4 separate regions of the Mus musculus genome follow, and all the other regions are linked to region 3. A link is a loop called in an ENCODE intact Hi-C map of the cell type or tissue named here. Cell type or tissue: heart. All regions are shown on one strand. Each heading gives the region's core, and the rest is flanking DNA. Links, peaks and the distances in the headings are about the cores only. Region 1 overlaps Cpne9 (copine family member IX). Region 2 holds the start of Irak2 (interleukin-1 receptor-associated kinase 2). Region 3 holds the start of Tatdn2 (TatD DNase domain containing 2). Region 4 holds the start of Creld1 (cysteine-rich with EGF-like domains 1).

Evidence for each region. Peaks named below come from ENCODE experiments on the same cell type or tissue, not always from the same donor. Only the 100,000 strongest peaks of a DNase experiment are listed, where the experiment ranks them.
Region 1: a loop joins it to region 3, with 2.6 times the contacts of the local background. A loop is called at or near these places in 2 of 42 quality-filtered maps.
Region 2: a loop joins it to region 3, with 5 times the contacts of the local background. A loop is called at or near these places in 22 of 42 quality-filtered maps.
Region 4: a loop joins it to region 3, with 3 times the contacts of the local background. A loop is called at or near these places in 3 of 42 quality-filtered maps.

What each region holds. Positions count from the first base shown.
Region 1 is chr6:113,300,115-113,304,969 of GRCm38, reverse strand. It overlaps Cpne9 (copine family member IX), which reads right to left. Exons shown (of 21, transcript NM_170673.3): 18 at 4,305-4,407; 19 at 3,273-3,330; 20 at 2,848-2,921; 21 at 1-534. The coding sequence ends at 349. Among named protein-coding and RNA genes, the nearest start is that of Brpf1, 4.6 kb to the left of the region's middle. In heart, for the core only: a CTCF peak has its summit at 2,540 (motif pointing right); no DNase peak of the experiment used is centred there.
Region 2 is chr6:113,636,432-113,641,286 of GRCm38, reverse strand. Irak2 (interleukin-1 receptor-associated kinase 2) reads right to left here and starts at 2,820. Exons shown (of 13, transcript NM_172161.4): 1 at 2,646-2,820. The coding sequence starts at 2,739. In heart, for the core only: no CTCF peak of the experiment used is centred there; a DNase peak (open chromatin) is centred at 2,856; H3K4me3 peaks cover 901 bases; H3K27ac peaks cover 647 bases.
Region 3 is chr6:113,694,321-113,699,175 of GRCm38, reverse strand. Tatdn2 (TatD DNase domain containing 2) reads right to left here and starts at 2,126. Exons shown (of 8, transcript NM_001347356.1): 1 at 1,575-2,126; 2 at 1,059-1,469. The coding sequence starts at 1,463. Irak2 (interleukin-1 receptor-associated kinase 2) reads right to left here. Exons shown (of 13, transcript NM_172161.4): 13 at 4,150-4,855. In heart, for the core only: a CTCF peak has its summit at 2,262; DNase peaks (open chromatin) are centred at 1,135, 1,315 and 2,195; H3K4me3 peaks cover 1,984 bases; H3K27ac peaks cover 2,500 bases.
Region 4 is chr6:113,482,111-113,486,588 of GRCm38, reverse strand. Il17rc (interleukin 17 receptor C) reads right to left here. Exons shown (of 18, transcript NM_178942.1): 17 at 4,211-4,306; 18 at 3,426-4,092. The coding sequence ends at 3,470. It overlaps Creld1 (cysteine-rich with EGF-like domains 1), which reads right to left and starts at 3,233. Exons shown (of 10, transcript NM_133930.2): 1 at 2,513-3,233; 2 at 2,012-2,094. The coding sequence starts at 2,686. In heart, for the core only: no CTCF peak of the experiment used is centred there; DNase peaks (open chromatin) are centred at 2,628 and 3,298; H3K4me3 peaks cover 2,483 bases; H3K27ac peaks cover 2,135 bases.

The DNA of each region.
Region 1 (4,855 bases), core at 1,324-3,823, 390 kb after region 3:
GAAATTTTATATAGAAGTGACTGGATGAGTGCATTAGGATGGATGTTAACCTCACTGAAGTTATCATTACTCCCTCACTCTTGATGTGACCCCAGGCTCTGGGTCCCTCAGTCTCCCTCTCCAACACCCATGAGACAGAGACTGCGTAAGATGAGCTTTATTGTTGTCATGAGGCGGTAGGTGGTGATCATGCCAAGCCTTTCTGAAGTCAGGGGGCAAAAAGCTTGTCAGCCAGCACTGATCAACCTAGATGGCCCTCCTGGTCAGGTTCAGAGCTCCAGGTGCCTTTAACTTCCAGCAGTGGGTAGACAGGTAAGCAGACTGCTAAGCATTGGCTATGTGAAGTCCTCAGGGCTGTTCTGGGGCTGGGGTTGGGTTGGGGCTCGCAGGGGGAGGAGGTCGAGGCTGGATGTCCCTGGTGCGCATATAGGAGAGCAACTGTTCAGGAATCTCAGCTAGTACATCCTTGGCCAGTCGGGCCATGCTCAGCACCTGGTTCCCCGATCGGTCAACATAATCTCGGAATGGGACAAACTGGGACAGACAGGAAAGAAAGGTGAGCTTCGGCCAAGGGAGTAGGTAGCACTCAAGTTTCATCTTTGACCCCTAACATTTCTTTCCAACTATCACTATTCTTCTGAGAGTCTCTTTAGCTTCACTGTACTTGAATGTCATCCTTCTGAATGCATCCAATTCTTTGTGTCGGGTGTTGGACATTGAACGCAGGATCTTGTATATGCAAGACAAGCTGCCTACCACTGAACCACATCACTACTCCTGACACCACACTCTTCCCCCCTCCTTTTCTAGAAGCTTCCCTTCGTGTCAACTCCACTCCTCTGGGTTTTCCTGAACTGCCCCCCTTTCACCCTGTCTCTCTATGAAACCCTGGCTATCATGGAACTCATCATGTAGACCAAGCTGGCCTTCAGGGAGATCCATCTGCCTTCTACTCGAGTGCTGGGAAGGAGAGCGTTGAACTTGGGAGCAAGAGAGGGAGGCGTTGGGATTGAGAGGGAAGAGCAGTTTGCCAGAGAAAGGAGGTTAATAAAGGGAGGGCAGGGAAAAGCACCCTCCAGAGCCCCGTGTTTGCCTCTGTCCTTGGGTCTCATTCTGTTGGGATCCCCCTGTTTCAGCCTCCTAACAGCTTGAGCTGTAGCCACTGTACCTAACCCTGGCCCAGAACTGCCCATTTAGTTGCTAAAACTACGTTTTCCTTCAGTTATCACAGATCCCCCAAACCCAGCTTTACCTATTGAATACCAAGTCTTCCGGACCTATCTCTGCCTCTAGCTTCGCCTTACCCAGTCAGTGGGACCTTTCACACTAGAAAATTGAGAGTAGTCCTTATCAGTGTATTAACAAGTCATCAAATCCTGCAAAGGGATCTAAAGTATCTTCTTTTGTGTTCCTCTTTTGAGATAATCTTATTACATAGCCTAGGCTGGCCTGGGACTCTCAGTCCTCCTGCCTTAGCCTCCAAGTGCAAGAATTACAGGCACACACACACATACATATATACACATACACACATATATACACATATACATGCACACTTGCACACACTTCTGTGCACAGCTCTTAAACAATTTTTCCTTTGTTTAGACAGGGTTTCATAAAGGCCTCACACTGGCCATGAATTCAAAGGTATTTCTTGTTGTTATTCTATGTTGTTTAGAGTGCATGTGTGAATGCAGGCATAAGTGTTCCCTGGTGCACATAAGGAGGGCAGAGTGGGCTCTCACCTACCATGGGACCCCAGGAATCTAACTCACATCATCAGGTTTGTTCAGCAAAGTACATTTCACACACACACACACACACACACACACACACACACCCATCTCACTGGCCTGACCTGGAACTTATTATCATTTTGCCTCCACCTCCTGAGTGCTGGGATTTCAGGCACATTGTTTTACGCAATGGTGAAGATCAAACCCAGGACCTCATGCATACTAGACAAGCACTCTATCAACTGAACTGCCTCCCTGCCTTTAAACAGCTTTTGAGTTGGCTGCTTCTGAACATGACCACTGCTTTGTGTTCACATACCCCAGTCACTTTTGCTGCTGGCTAAATGGATTTCTGGGCATTTCCCTGGCCCTGCCACCGCACCTACAGTGCAGCACCCAGAGAAGTCTATTTATAGTGTAGTTTGATCTGGGCATTTTGGCACTCAGGAGGCTGAAGCAGTAGAATTACCATGAATTCTAGACTAGCCAGGGCTACTAGTTCCCTAAATAGTGGGGTTCTGTCTGAAACAAAACAATAAATACATGGAGGGATACATAAGTAAGAACGCATTCTGATTGTCAAACCTAAGATATTTATGGCAGACAATCCTGCCAGCCTGGTCTGAGCCTCTGGCAGGTCTTACACGACATGCTCCTTCTCTGCTTGTGAAGTTGATACCTTCTTCAGGTTTCAACTCAGTGTTAAAAGCACAACCTCATAGAAGCCTCCCCTCACTACGATTGGCTGTTGACAGCTGCATTTGCTAGTTTTGTAATATTGGTCATCTCCAGTAGAGGGCAGAGACCTGCTCCTCCTACATCATACAACCTTGCAGGACAGCTGCACCCCACTTGACCCCTCAAAAGAACTGTTCAAAGCCAGTGTAGTGATGCAGTATTGTAACTCCAGCACCCCGGAGGCTGAGGAAGTCCCAGGCCATTCTGTGCTACCTACCACTATTTTATCTAACAAGGTTTTTGGTTTTGTTTTTTTAAAAGGGAACTTGTTCTATGAATGTTTGAGGGGAGAAAGGTAGTGACTAGGAAGGAGCAAGGAGAATGGCTCCTAGGAAGCCCTGTTTCTTTCTGCTTTCACCACTCCCAGGGCTACCTGAACGATGTCCCGCTCTGCATAGCGTCCCCTGGAGGATACACGTACATCATCACCATCCAGCTCTTCCATTGCTGCAGAGAAGACAGGCAGGCATCATTGGCTGTCTCTCCAACTCCAGCTCGTCCTGCCCCTTCCTCATTAGATCCCATCAGGGTCCTCACAAGGAGACCTGACACTCGCATTCCACAGTGGTGTGTAACTGCTCTCATTATCCTTACTAGCTTTCCTTCCTGCAAGTTCCATTCTCCTAAGAAAGCAGGGGAAAGTTGACTCCAGCAGCCAGGGTTATGGAGACGAAACATCTGTGACTTCACTAAGGTGCCAGTCTGTTTTATCTGTGAGGAGGGTCCATGGGACTGCTGGATCCTTCCTGTTCGCTCCAGTTCCCAGTCCCAGTCATGGACACACCCTACCCTACTCACCCTCAAACATGGCAGGTCCGACCCCGACAATAATGATAGACATGGGCAGTGAGGAGGCCTGTGGGAGAGGAATGGCTGGAGTAAGCGGCTGTGACAGGACAGTGCCTGTGGTGTCTGTGGGGATCACATGCTTGAGTGAGCCCAGATACACTGCCAGGATCAGTTGCAGACTATCTCTATGCACAGCAGGTGCCTTCTGGTGAAACATAAAGCCATTATCTTGTTTGTTTGAAACAAAAGTCTCCCTCTGTAACCCAAGCTGACCTTAAATATTTCTAGTATCATTTTAAAAAGGTTTTCCTGCCAGACGTGGCAACATACATCTGTAGTCCTAGCACTCATGAGGCTGAGGCAGGGGGATCACCACAAATCCCAGACCAACACTGGTTAAAGAATGAGTTCTAGGCCAGTCTGAGCTCCAGTGTAAGTCCATCTGGAAAAACAACAGAACCATGGAAACCTTAATGACAGCAAAATACCCATCCTAGGCATGGCATATCCTTCCCATACGTCCAGGACTCAGGAGGCAGAGGCAGGAGGATCAAAGTGAGCTCAAGGGCAGCCTGATCTATATAGCTAGTCTCAGGCCAACAAACTAACAAACAGAAATAGCCAGTCCTGGTGGCTTACATCCATAGATCCAGCACTTGGGAAGCTGAGGCAGAAAGATTGCCTCTATTCAGGCCAGTCTGGGCCATATAGGCATCCAGTACACAGTAAGGCCCTGTTACAAAACACAACAAAAATAAAATTAAAAGCAAATAAAAAAATAACTCCTCCCTCCCCTGATAAAGGACAGACATGTGTCCTGCTGAATATAAAAGACCAGTGTTTCCTAAGCTCAGGTTTCCATAGTGAGTTCATCATGCTGGAACCTAGAGAATCAAAAGCCAGTGTTGTTGGTGCCCCAGCCAATAGGCGTCTCTGAAACTGGCAGATGAAAATGTTAGGATACACATGGAATAACCATCAGAGCCCCTTCACTGCAAGGACAATGACCCCTCCCTGACAAGCCTTCCTCCTCAAACTCACACTGACGATGGCCTCTTTGGTCTGTGTCATGTCGGAGATGACGCCGTCAGTGATAATGAGCAGAACGTAGTACTGGGAACCATCCGAGATTTTGGCTGCAGCCCTACATGAAAGACCAAGGTCTGTATGTAGTGGCCAGCCAGAGAATACACAGTTTCAGCCCCTGCTCTACAGCCACCATATAAACGGGGGGCAAAACCTGGGGCTTCTGGACCCCACACTCCTTAGCGGACCTGACTGCTGCCCTTATGTGCGTCTGTCCATTCTGTGTATAATTTTAGATAAGGTCTCTCCTGTAACTGAAAAGTGGTCAGACACTGGCTACTCCTGCCTGCTCCCAGCTGCCCGGCGGGCGCGGGAGCACAGCAATGTTGCACCACGTCGGTCTGCAGAGGTCTCTCTCCTCTCTTCCTCAATCTCTGAATCCAGGAGAAAAGGACTTCAGACATCCCTCAGTCTCCCCAACCCCACCTGCCAACTTCAGTTACACATCCTGAGTGGACCGGAAATGATTGATCTGTGTTGTCCAATAGATTGTCCTTAGCCACATG
Region 2 (4,855 bases), core at 1,311-3,810, 58 kb after region 3:
ATCACCAGTTTGAGCTATACAATAGAAAGCTGGGATTAAAAAAAAATTATCAAGGCAAAATACCTAGGATATATTTTAAGAGAGAAGAGGCAGGCTGTCTGTCGTGCATGACTGGTGTACAGAAATCACAAGATGGCTTAAATACGACATAAGTGTCTACACTTAAGGCAGTTGGGAAAGAGACCAGGAGGTGCAGTCCTGAGCACGGTGGGGCTGCATGGTCAGAAGCTAGCAAGCAAACATGAACAGCAACGGCCGTTACAACTGGCTCATGGAAGCCAAGAACATTCATCCCCGTGGAGAACTGGGCCTCATCTTTCTGCTCCTGATGTCTACAGTACTTTTCTTTGCACATCAACTCCTTTTCTTCCTGGGTAAAGAGGCTCCCTGACCTCCCCCCCCCCCCCCCCCGCTGAGCCTTGGGGGCTGCTGTGCTCTGTGCTTTGTGCTGAGGGGCTGTCCTGTTGGGTGTTCAGCCTCTGCATCTATCAAGGTGTGACAACTAGAGATGTCTCTGGACATTGGCAACTGCCACTGACAGAAAAAAAAAAAATCCCAGAATGAGAACCATAACCTTAAAATACTTATTTTTCCTTTCTTGTTTTCTTTTCATTCACAGGGCTGGGGGTGGAACCCAGGAACACACGCTAATTGAGTGCTTTGCCGCTGAGGAACATCCGATTCCTCGCATGCATAATATATATCCAAACTGGCAGGACAACACAAGACATGTCCACTTTATGTATCAAGTATAGCTGTGTAATAGATACTCATTGTAGTAAGTGCGCCTGGGTAGGGTCACGGGGCAACTGTGTGGAGTGGGCTCTCCCCTTCTAGCTTTACAAGGGTTCCAGGGATAAAACACGGGTCCACGGGCTTGATATTCAGTGCCTCCACCCATTGAGCAATCTTGCCAGCCTCCAGTATCGTAAACATCTTAATTAAACAATATATTACTGAAGTCAGGCATGGTGACACATAATCCCAGCAACTCGAGAGAGGTCACTAGGAAGACCAGAAATTCAAGGTCATTCTTAGCTAGGTAATGAGTTCTAGGCCAGCCTGGACTACATGAGATCCTGTATTACAACAACAACAACAATGGAACACACACACACATAATTTCATTTAAGAAGTTATATAGCTCACTGGCAAAATGCTTGCCTGACAGGCACAAGGCCTTGGACTCAATTCCAAGCACGACAAAAATATAATCAAGTAAAATTCATAAACACACACACATAAATCATTGCCAGGCAGTGGTGGCGCACACCTTTAATCCCAGCTCTTGGGAAGCCGAGGCAGGTGGATCTCTGAGTTTGAGGCCAGCCTGGTCTACAGAGGGAGTAGGACAGCTAGGGCTACACAAAGAAACCCTGTCTTGAAAAAACAAAAGGAGATTAAGTGGCAACAGTTACACTGCCTTTACCCACTGTTCCTATGTGCGTTTGACCTACAGGAATAAGGTAGCGGGGCTATTCCACACTTAGTGTATAGTGCTTTCCTGGGTTCCATCTCCAGCACCACATAAGCTGAGCCTGCAATCCCAGTATTCCAAAATGGAAGTGAGAGGGTCAGAAGTTCCAGGGCATCCAAGGCTAGCCTGAGCTACATGAGCCCCTTATTCCTTCCCACCCCACCCCCTACCCCACAAATACAAGAGATTCAAATTTATAATCCCACACTTAGGAGGCTGAGACAGGACAATGACAAATTCCAAGGCAACATGGGCTACATTAAAAAACACAACAACAAACAAACAAACAAACGAAAAACAGGTCTCAAAAGTCCAAGAACGTCACCTGGACTATGGCTCAGTGGTAGTGTGACTTTTCTAACAGGCACGAGGCCCTAGGATCAAAGTTCCCTCACTGCAGAAAAATAAATGACTAGCCAGGAATGGTGGACTACACCTTTAACTCAGTATTCCAGCAGGAGAGGCAGGTAGAGCTCTGTTAGTTCCAGGCCAGCCTGATCTACAAAGCAAGTACCAGGGCTACACTGGGTGACCCTGTCTCAAAATAATAAGAATGGAAAATATGCCACAGAATGACGACACTAAGGTAGGGAAGGTACATTCTTTGACACTATTTTATTTTATTTTATTTTATTTATTTATTTATTTTGGTCTTTTGAGACAGGGTTTCTCTGTTTAGCCCTGGCTGTCCTGGAACTCACTCTGTAGACCAGGCTGGCCTCGAACTCAGAAATCCACCTGTCTCTGCTTCCCAAGTGCTGGGATTAAAGTCGTGCGCCACCACTGCCCGGTTGACACTATTTTATTTTTACAACTGTATAAAGAATCTACCCTTGTCAGCTGCAGTTTATAGATTAAGGCAAGTTTCAGGGAAGTTAGGAGGGTGGCCCCAGATACCACAGGCTGCAAGGTAGATCACAGCCCTGGTAACAGCTCTACAAGCATACAGACAGCCAAAACTCGCCAAGAAGCTACATAGTGAGCAGACCACCCTAGGCTATAAGCAACTTCATAGGCAGCTCCAGCTCGTTCTGCAAAGTAAAGCAAAGCAGCAGCGTTCTACACAGGAATCCCCGGCCTCAGGTAACACGGGGCGGGGTGGGGGTGGGGGGGCGTGGATCTGTCTGTCTATCTCGGGTCCTGGCTCAGAGTAAGTAGTGTCACTCACCGAACTGCATCCAGTCCCACTCACTGAGCGTGTCGATATTGCGGCACAGGTCGTCCAGCACCCAGGACGGCAGCTGGTAGATGTAGCAAGCCATGGCGAGACTGCCTGGCGACTGAGCCTGTGGCGGAGGGCCGCGACTTCCCTAGTAAAGGGCGGCGCTGCCCGCGGCCCCACTGGGTAAGCGAGCAAGCTCCCCCGAGCGGCCAAGCGCGGTGTCACGCTCCACCCAAGCTATGGCCGAGAGCGGGCAAGCGAGCGCCTCCCAGTGGCATTCAGTAGCACATGCCACCCGACCCCTGGACCAGTGTCAGGAGTAGACCAAGGGCCTGGGAAAGGCATCCTACAATCCAGAGTTCCAAAGCACTCCCTGAGGCTGGCTAACTTGACCTCCACAGCCTCCTAAAATGCGCTCATATAACAGGTACTGGAGAGACTTAAGCGGAGAAAACCAAGAGATTTTGCCTTCAGTGTGGACAGAAGGAACGAATCAAACCTTGTGCTGAACAATTTAAAAGTGATCTGGGTAGGTGACACACCTGTAACCTCAGCTCTTAGGCTGGAGGACAGTCACAAGTTCGAAGCCAGTCTGGTTGCACACACACTGAGTTCCAAGGCAGGCCAAAGGGACTACAAAGTGAGACTTTTTTAAATTAAAAAGTAAACTCGCGCCGGGCGTGGTGGCGCACGCCTTTAATCCCAACACTCGGAAGGCAGAGGCAGGCGGATTTCTGAGTTCGAGGCCAGCCTGGTCTACAAAGTGAGTTCTAGGACAGCCAGGGCTACATAGACAAACCCTGTCTCGAAAAATCAAAAAAAAAAAAAAAAAAAAGTAAACTCGCAGTTGGTGGTGAACATATTTAATCCTAGCATTCAGGAGGCAGAGGCAGTAGGATCTCTGAGTTGGTGGCCAGCCTGGTCTACAGAATGAGTTCCAGAACAGCCAGGGCTACACAGAGAAACCTATCTCGGAAAAAAAAAAAAAACAATAATAAAAGGCAATAACAAATAGTTTTCATGTCAATAAAAAAATTCATATTTCGGGCTGGAGAGATGGCTCAGCATTTAAGAGCACTGTGCTTCCAGAAGTCCTGAGTTCAAATCCCAGCAACCACATGGCTCACAACCATCTGTAATGAGATCTGATGCCCTCTTCTGGGGTGTCTGAAGACAGCTACAGTGTACTTGTATATAATAAATAAATAAATCTTTTTTTTAAAAAAAGTTCCTATTTGAGGAGGTGGGGTGGAGAAGTGGTTCAGTGGTTGAGAGCCCTTACTACTTTTGGAAAAGCAGTTCCTAACACCAACGTGGCAGCTCACAAGAATCCCTATCTCTAGTTCCAAGGGATCCGATACCTTCTGACGTCCTTGGGGACCAGGCATGCACATGGTGTATAGACATACATGCAGTCAAAACACTTGTACACACAAAGTAAAATAAATTTAAAAACTTAAAGAAGTTCATTTTAGCCCTCGGTGGCTGTCTTGAAAAACAAAACAAAAACAAAAGGCTCATTTTAAATTTATTTTCTGTGTAGCTCTGGGTGTGGACCAGGTTGACCTTGAACTCACAGAGATCCACTTGTCTCTGCCTCCCGATTGCCGAGATGAAAGGCGTGTGCCACCATTCCAATCACTGTTTTGAACTTTATTTCTCTGCCAGGTCGGGGATCAAGCCCAGGTCCTTCGCCAGCTAGGCAAGTGTTCTATTGTTCTGCTTATCTTCCTAAGTTCCTGAAACTAGGTTTTGTGGAGTAAAATCCAGTCCACCGAACATCTGGATGGATCTTACCCTCCAGGAAGATAAATGTTGCTGCACCCTCTCCGGTCTGTCAAGTGTGACAGCCTTGGATCCTCCTCACAGCCTGCTCAGCACAAGGCTTGCTTACGTTCCCAATTCAAGTAAAAGTTTATGGACTGGGATACATGTGGCTTTGGTTCACAGGACCCACAGTTCACCAGGGTTTAAAAAAGCAAAACAAGTCAGGCAGTGGTGTCACACACCTGTAATCCCCAGCCCTCGGGAGGCAGAGGTAGGTGGATCTCTGAGTGAGGTCAGCCTGGTTTACAGAGGGAGTTCCAGGAGAGCCAGGACTATACAGAGAAACCCTGTCTACTGGGCAATGTCTGTTTAAAGTTGAAAAGAATAAAAATTGAGATTGACAGACATGTACTCCAGGCCTGGCATGATTGGAATGCACCTACAGTCCC
Region 3 (4,855 bases), core at 1,075-3,574:
TTACACTCTTCTACATACACACTTTTTAAGACTACCAGAACTCTAAAATCTACATTTTAGTATCAGTAGAAGAGTAGGGACCTTTGTTTTGCAGTTACTGAAGAACCTCACACTCCTAGAACACTGCCTGGCACTCAAAACCTGATGCAGGTCTGCTTTAGAAGCATCCCCCAATCTGCTCCAAGAACTTACAAATCCCGGTGTGTTTCCCCTGCGGAACTAGACTTGAGCTGATCTCCAAAGATAACTACTAATAAACTAAAAAAGTACCCAAGCCAGGTGTAGTGACATACACCTTTAAAGCAGGCAGGGATCTGTGGGATTCAGGACAGCTTGGTCTATAGGAGACCCTGTCTCAAAAATCCAAAACCCTGTTAACCAAACAGAGAATGCCAACATGCAGAAATCCACAACTTTGGTGAAAAGCCACACTAAGAGTCCATTTCCTGAGCTGCAATTCAGAGCGGTTCTAAGTACAAAGACCATTTAATTTTATTTTTAATTAAGTGCACGTATGTGGGTTAAGTGCACATGAAGATAGATACCCATGGGAGCCCGAGGAATGGGAGCTGGAATTACAGGGGCTTGTGAACCACCTGACCTGGGCTCTCAGAACCTGTGTCCTCCTTCAGCAGCTGTATGTGCCTTCTTCTCTCCAGCCCCAAGGGCAAACTCTATAAATTGACCGAAATCTACATCATCTTTCCTGGGCATTATTCCACCTTCCATTGTGCTGATCCTCCAGTTCCACTGTCCATTTACAATCACTCGAAGGTTGCAGAGATCCCTCCAAACTATCTATAATCACTCTCTCTGGGATGGCAGACCACAACCATTATCAGGCTTTCCTAGTAGTTCCAAATGCCACCAAGTTTGAAAACCCCCTCCATACTGAGCTCTACCCCTCAACACCCTCCCCCTCGCCCCCCCCCACACACACACCAGGCCCTCCACAGGAAAGATCTAATTTTTATTCTCTTCCCACCAAATGTCTTCTCTCCACCCCTCAAACCACGTGCAAGGGACTTCACTGTTTGCCAGACGTCGCTGCCACGTACCTTAACGCTACAAGCTTCCTTCCGTAGAGAAGCCATTTCTTCTAGAGAGGAGTGGGCAGGGTGCAGAGGGGACCCCTTGGACGTAAATAGTCTCCGAGGGCTCGCAATCAGGAAGCCAGGGGAAGCGGCCTCACCCACACCTGAGCCCGAAGAGAGAGAGGACGAAGAAGAGGAAGAGGAGGTGCGACGGCGGACTGAGCTCCGAGGAGCGCGGGCCACATCGTCCCCGCGCCGGACTTTCAGACGCTGGGGGCTGCTGGCCCCTCGAGGACGCGACGCACACCTGCGACCTGGCCGGCTGGAGGGGGCCACATTGCCGGGCTCCCGGGGGCGGCTGCGCTTGCTGGGACACCCTTCCGACGTGCTGCCCCAGTGATACTTGACCTTGCGCCGCTCCGACGCCATGGGCACCTGCCAGGGACAGAGGAACGACGATTGTAGCAGCAGCCTTGGCGGCTGCTCGCCTCACACCGCCGGGAAGCCGCTAGGGCAACGGCGGGAATCGGCCCCACTGACCTTTCCCGTTCCTGTCGTCTGCCCATTCCAGTGCTACGGGCTTCGGGGACGCCACAGCGCTCCGAGAAGCGTCCGCGGGCCGAGCGCCGAGCCCGAACAACGCGCAGCCCAAGTCCGCGAGCGCGGCTGTCAACAGCGCGCCACTCCCGAGACGCCGAGGCGCTTCCGGCGCGGCGCGGCGCGGTGCAGCGGTCTGCCTTCCGAAGCCCTGCGCGGGGGGCCGAGCGCGTGCGGAGCCGCCTTTTGGGCCGCACGCGCCCGCAGGCCCCGGACGCCAAGGGCGGGCCGCGGGCGGGGTGGCCGCTCGCCTCCCGCCGCCCCGTCCCGCCCCGGGCCTGAGGGAGCCACTGGCCTCCGGAGCCGCGCGCCGGAAGTCACCTCCGCTCCTCCAGCTGACCCGGCCCAGCGCCGCACCGCGCCCTCATCCAAGGCCTCGGCCCCGCCGCCTACTTCGCAACCTCGGCGTCAGCTCCGCGGAACCTGCCCAGCGGCCGGCGGCCGGCGTGCGGCAGGGGCGGAGCCGGCGTCAGGGACGGCGCCGATTGCTCCAACGGGAGAGGGGCGTGACTTCGGGCAAGACGGAGCGCGCCTGTTGGTCCGACGTTCTGGGGCGTGCCCCTACGCCTCACGAAGCTCTGTGGTTGGTTGGGAGCGATATGTGGCGGAGCTTCTCACGTGGCCCTGGATCCGCGCGAAGGGCCTGCTGGGGACGCCCGGGAGCCGAAAATACCGATGGAGGGTAACTTGGCGGGCCTCTTGGTACCGGACGCGCGTGCCAAACATTGTCACTCACTCACCTACTCACCCATCCCCCCTCCCCCTTTTTTTTTTTTTTTTAAAAAAAACAACGCAGGAAACTGTGGCTCGATAAAAACCAAGCGACACACCCAGAAAGTGACGGAATTGGGGTTAGCAGGCACAAGCCATACACACACAAAAAACAGAACCAGGCCTGCCGGATAGACCTGTAAAACCAACTGCTCAGGAAGAAGAGGCAGGACGATTGACAAAGTCCAGCCTAGACGTTTTAGAACCTGACTACAACTAAAAAAATTTTAATAGCGGGGGGTGGGGAGAACAGAGAGGTGCCTGAAGCAGCCATAGTAGCTCACATTGGTAATTCCATTTGGGTCGCTGAGGCTGGGGAACTGCTGAGTTCGAAGCCAGTTTGGGATAGCTAATGAGTTCCGATCAACCTAGGCTTCCGAGTGAGATCAAAAGAAAAGAAAAAAAAAGAGAGAGAGAGAGAAAGAAAAGAAGAGATATAACCCCACATCAAGAGAGCCGTAGGACAGAGGATCCAGAGTTCAAGGTCACCTCCTAACTTCTTGAGACCCTGTTTCAAACCTTCCCACACCAACCCCAGAAAAGGTAATGATTGCAGCTCAATAGCAGAGCACTTACAGGAGAAGCAAGCTTTTGATCCTAATCACCAAATTACCCAGGTGTCACACAAGTCTGTAAGTAATCGCAGCCCTCTGGAGGTGTTGGAGGGGAGGGTCAGGAATTCCAGACCAGCCTGTGACACTTAAAATGCCCCCGCCCCCCAGAACCAAAACAGTAAAGAAAAGAGTTTGTCCTACTACTTCATTCCCAGACTGCTCTTGGCCAACAGCTGTGGTGGCAAGAACTAAAGGCTCTCCACACTCAGCTGGCCTTCACTTTTTTTTTTTTTTTTAATTACCCAATGCAGGAGCCAAACCCATGGAATAGCACCTCCCATACTCAGAGTCTTCTGTCTTCAGTTCATCCTCTCGGTAAACTCCCTCCTAGTCACAGCCAGAGCATATCTAACTCCTAGAGGGTTGTTAACCCAAGTTCACAGTGAAGGTTAACCATCCCAGAAGCCATCTCTATTTGTTTGTGGGGTTTTTCTTTTTTTTTTGGGGGGGGGGGTGTCGTTTTGTTGTTTTGGTTTGATTTGATTCTTTCAAGACAGGCTCTCTCTGTGAAATCTTGACTGTCCTGGAACTAGGTCTGCCAACCAGGCTGGTCTCAAACTCATAAAATTCTGCCTGCCTCTGCCTCCCAAGTGCTGGGATTAGAGACACGTGTGTGCTGCCACCACCACCTGGCAACCATCCCTATTTGTAACAGTAAAAATAAAAGCAACTTTAATATCCATGAAGGGTTATACAAGTGCCCCAAGCCCTGCAAAGGTGGCATTGCTGATAAAAACCCTCCCTAAAGTGACAATGTACTAAATCACTGGCCACAACCATGAAGTCTTAAGTTCAAATACCAGGACCCACATAAAAGCTGGCTGTACAGCAAGGGTATATACAATCTAAGCACTTCTACATCAACAGAGATGGGCCAGCTAGCCTTGTGTAACAGCAAACTAAAATACATACATACATACATACATACATACATACATACATACCTTGTGGAAGAAGGATTGAAAACCCAAGTCATCTCTTGAGCTCCATATGCACATGGTTGTGTGCACACCACATGCACATACATAAATATGCATACATACATTGTACAAACAATACATACAGAAATGAAAGCAAAAGCAAGAATCCTTGAGCCAAACATATTCGGTACACAAATTCACCCAGACACAAAATTATAAGACAGCTGCTAGATTACAAACATTTTTATTTTGTCACTATAATGGAATTCTTTTTTTAAATAGTGAATTAGAAATAGCTTTGTTAGCCGGGCATGGTGGCGCACGCCTTTAATCCCAGCACTCGGGAGGCAGAGGCAGGCGGATTTCTGAGTTCGAGGCCAGCCTGGTCTACAAAGTGAGGTCCCGGACAGCCAGGGCTATACAGAGAAACCCTGTCTCGAAAAAACAAAAAAAAAACAAAAAAAAAAAGAAAGAAATAGCTTTGTTTTACAAAACATGTTTGCAACATGACTTTTCAAAAATATATTCACTTCATAAACATTTTCTACATGGCAGAGCCATGAACTACATACCTTTTACTCCATTGAGAACACAGAACAGATACATTTTCAAAGTGCTTCTGCAGCCGCTGCACCCATCCTCCCAAGAGCTGAATAGAGCAGCTCTGTTCTTCCCCAGGGAGAACAGAGCAGGGTTATCTTACAAGGATACTGAGCTACCACCCACCAAGTGATTGACTTAACTAGCAGCAGAATCAAACATGAGACTGTTTCTCATGCTTCTTCACCTAGCTATAAATAACACACAACCTCTGAGTCTCCATTAAAATAAATATGGGCACAATGGGAGGTCGAAGGTGAAAAGCAGGCAGTTCCTAAATACCGGTGGCTTACAGGATCACCAACTGAAGAAGGAGAAA
Region 4 (4,478 bases), core at 1,979-4,478, 210 kb after region 3:
CTTGGGAGGCAGAGGCAGGTGGATCTCTGAGTTCGAGGCCAGCCTGGTCTACAGAGTAAGTTCCAGGACAGCCAGGGATACACAGAGAAACCCTGTCTTGAAAATAAATAAATGGGAAAAGACTTGTGAGCATATATATACACGTGTACCTGCACACACACACACATGTATACACACACAAATATATAACATAAAAATTAGTTTAATTATACTACAATCTCAAAAAATGAAAGAATTAAAAATATTAAAAACAAACATGTTGTAACATATCACGTATTTAAAATGGTCTGACACAGTGGAATACTAGAGGAGCCAATTTAGCAAAATAAACCAAGAAAGAGGAGAAAGGAAAGAAATGGGGGATTACTAAGATGGCTCAAGAGATCCAGGCATTCACACCAAGACTGAGCCTGAGAACCTGAGTTCGATCCCCAGGATTCAAGCAGGAGGAGGAAGAAGTGACTCCTGAGAGGTGTGCACATGTGTCCACAATCACACACACACAGAGGAAACAAAGGACAAAACATTAGGAAGAAGCTAAGTGTGGTGGCACACACTTGTAGTCCCAGCACTGTGGAGGCAAAGAGAGGCGGACCTCTGTGAGTTCAAGGCCAGCCATGACATACAGTAAGACCTAGTATCAAAAGTGGAAAAAAATACGTAATAGAATAAAACTTTTAAAGGAAAAGACAGAAGAACCCGGAAGCCATTATACAGCAGAAGTACTCTTGGTACTACTGCCTTCCTAAGTGAGGAAATTGAGGGAAAGAAAGGGCCAGAGTTGCAGAAAAATAAATTTTTCTCCCTAGTGGGAACCATCATCCAACCACAGTACCAAGGATCAGGTGAGGGAGCTGTAGCGTGGAGAGAAGAGCAACCCTAGCATTCGTGAAAACAGCAAGACCCCACCAGCGGCCTAAACTGGGACTCTTCACGACCCCTCCTTTTGTGTCACCTTGACAATCTAGAGGGCCTCTTCAGTCCCTGTCTCTAGGCCTACCTGTCCCTCGAGCTTTGGAATAAGATGGAAGCTATCTGGGTGTCCAGGGCACATCTCACCCCACCATGTTCAGAGACCTGGCCTGACCCCACCCCTGCTCATGGCCTCTCTGCAGTTAGAAAACACCTGCAGCTGAGCAGTGGGGGCACACGCCTGTAATCCCAGCACTTGGGAGGCAGAGGCAGGCGGATTTCTGAGTTCGAGGCCAGCCTGGTCTACATAGTGAGTTCCAGGACAGCCAGGGCTACACAGAGAAACCCTGTCTCGAAAAACCAAAATAAGAAAAAAAAAAAAAAGAAAACACCTGCACACCTCACCCAGTCAATAGTACTCTCTCTCGTGCTCCATAAGGAATCTATCATGTCAACTGATGATCTCCAAAGGATGCTCAGATTTCAACTAGCTCTGTATGCACCACTGAATGTCTTGCTAGTCCATGCTGCCTTTATACCTAGACTAAAGAAGCCCCTCTCCCCACTCCCTAGCTGCTCTCCCCACTCCCTCCATGCTCCCCTGGCTTCTTGTACTTTGTGAGTGTGAGTGATCTCTTCACTTAAGACCTGGAGAGATGGCTCAGCAATTATTCAGTTCCCACCACAGACATAGTGGCTCCCAATTCCTCTAACTCCAGTTCCAGGAAATCCAGTGTCCTTTCTGGCCTCCCATTCAGGACATCTAAACTCCTCTCTAGAACCTTCTGCTCACTCTGCTCCAGCCACCTTTGGGAGAAACAGAAGGTCGGCCCCCCTACTGTTCAAACGGACCATCCTGAACACATCCCACCCACCTGTGGTCTACCCACATTCTTGTTCTTCACCTGACAGGTTGTGTGTACTGTTTGTGTCTACTCTACTAAAAAAGCAAGTTTCTCGAAGATGGGGCTTGGTTTCCTTATCTGCTGTACTGTAAATGTTCAGGATCTGGGGAGCGAAATGCTTCCGCAGAGAATCTATCCAACATCATCAACAGAAACCCAGAGTTGGGGTAGATACCCTGCCCCCACCTTCTTACCTGTCTTTGTATTTGGACAACTTCTCTTCCTCCCAGGCCGTGTTTCCACCCCCGAAGTTGTCCCGGATGGTTCTCTCCAGGCCCTGCATATGGAAGAAATTAGGAATATCTAAGTACAGAGCTAGACACATTCATTTGGATTTTTTATTAGTTTGTTTTTTGTTTTGTTGTTGTTTCTGAAACAAGGTTTCTCTGCATAGTCCTGGCTGTCCTGGAACTTGGTCTGTAGACCAGGATGCCCTGGAACTCAGAGATCCACCTGCCTCTGCCTCCCCAGTGCTGGGACTAAAGGAATGTGCCGGCACTCCCGGCCTAACATTCTAACATTTCATTATTTTATGTTATTGACCAGAAAACTGAGGCACTGTGACACACCTTACCCAAATGCCATACAGTTAAAGCCAGCAACCCACACTGGGACTAGACACCATGCAGATTTGCAGAGAGAGCTCCCTGCTCTCCAATAATGGGCCCCTCCCTCGTGGCTATTAGTGCACCCACCTTGTTGAAGTTGTCCACCAGTGCCCGGCAGGTATGACACGGATGGGGCTCAGCTCGGGGAGAAGGATGGGGAGGAGGAGAGGGTTGGAGCCAGACAGGTCCTGGGAGGCTCAGAAACAGGCTCAAGCACCAGAGCAGAGATGGGACCAGGCCCCTTGGGGGCAGTGGAGCCATCTTTTCCCAGGCTGGGGACGTGCAGATAGAGGGCAGGGGGAGGGTTCACTGGAGAAGCCAGGCTGTAAGGGAGGAAAGCGAGGCGCCTTGGGGCTCAGAGCCCCAGACCTACGTAATTACAAAACGAGGATAAACTGGGGTAGTGGAAGCAGAGGCGCTGGAAGGGGTGAAAGAGCCTAATCTACGATTCCAGCAGAGAAATTATTTCTCCGTTACCGTAGGGGGAGGTGGCCGGGATCGCGGGCAAAAGAATAAGCGTCAGCCCATTGTTTTAGGGTCTCAGTGAGTTATTAGGGGCCAAAATTAGAGAGAGGGTTGGATCCCAAAATATTCCGAGAGAAAGGCGGATGGGCGGTCCTGGAGGAGGAGCCCGGATCCGGATATGAAGAGAAGGGGTCAAGTTCAGAGCCTCTTTGGGAGATGGAGGCACAGCCTGAAACAGGACTGGGAGGATCCAAACCCTGCTAGACCTTAGAGGAGGAGGGAAAAAAAAAAAAAAAAAGTCCCCGCCTCCGCCCCGGGCGCTGTGGGCCGAGTCGCCTCAAAGCCACCGCCTCCGTAAAAAGTACACCCTTCTTCAACGCCGCAGTCCGGAGGGCGGGGCCTTCTCCCAGCCAATTATGGAAAGCCATGTGCCATGGCGTCACCCTACACTAGCCAACCAGAAGCGGCTCCGGGCTGCACCTGTCCGGGCTTTAAAGGGCAGCGGGGTTAAAGGCTCTGTTAGCGGGTCCTCGGAACAGATACACGAGTGCTACTTGGTTAGGAATACTGTATCGGCTTTTATTCTAGTGTAGTGCAGGGTCCCAGGTCCCATTCCTCGCAGCAGCCTGGGGCTTCCGAGCTAGAAGTACAGCTGTCCAGGGCGGACCGCAGCGCCTGGGTCACTCGTTCCACCCGGTCCGCGGGTCGCCCCGCGGAAGTGGAGCAGCCTCCCTGCAGTGCATCCAGGAAAGCCGGCAGCTGCGAGGGCAGGGAGAAGAGCGGGGCGACGCGGAACGGGGAGGGCACAGAGTCTGGGTGCAGCAGCCCGTCGAAGTAGACCCCGACGTAGCGGCCGGTCGCCCGGCCTTGCAGGAAATCGGGTAGCACGCAGCTGAGCCAGGCGGCGAGGGCGTCATGCGGCCCGGGCTCCACTGTCTGGAGCTGCAGCCACTGCTGACACTGCGCCACGGCCGCGGGCGAGAAGAGAAGGATTACCACGCCACCCTCCTGCAGGATACGGCGTCGCTGGTGGTGGAACCAGGCTAGGGCTCCGTGCGCGCTCAGCTCGCGGCGGCTCCACAGGTCCACGGCCACGCGCAGTGGCATCTGGCTCAACGCGGACGCCAGTGCTCCCACCAGACGCTCGTAGCCCGCTCCGTCGGCGGAGTGGAGGAGCAAGGCCGTGCGGGAGCCACGGGCCGCTACAGGGATAGTGGAGCCTGTGAGGGTGAGCCCGGACCTGCCTTCCCTCCACCCAATTGAGCCCCAGCGCCACTGTTTGAGACTGTCCTTGGGAAACCAGGACAGGAAAGCACTCACCTTTCCTGCGGTCCTTTTTTAGAAGGAGGAAGAAGAAAAGCGCCGCAGCCAAGAGTAGGCAGGCCAGCCATACTAGGACCCAGCGCCTGTGGATGTCTGGAATAGACAGGGGAAAATAATGGGCTAGTAAGAAACCTTTATCTTTTACTCCACCTTATCGGAGGAGAAAAAAAATGAGTCTATATACATGAAGTGATCTGCCCCAAAGTCGCATTTGTCAGAGCCCACGCACTGAAAAAGCTCCATGTGTCTCTGTGACCTGCCTCCG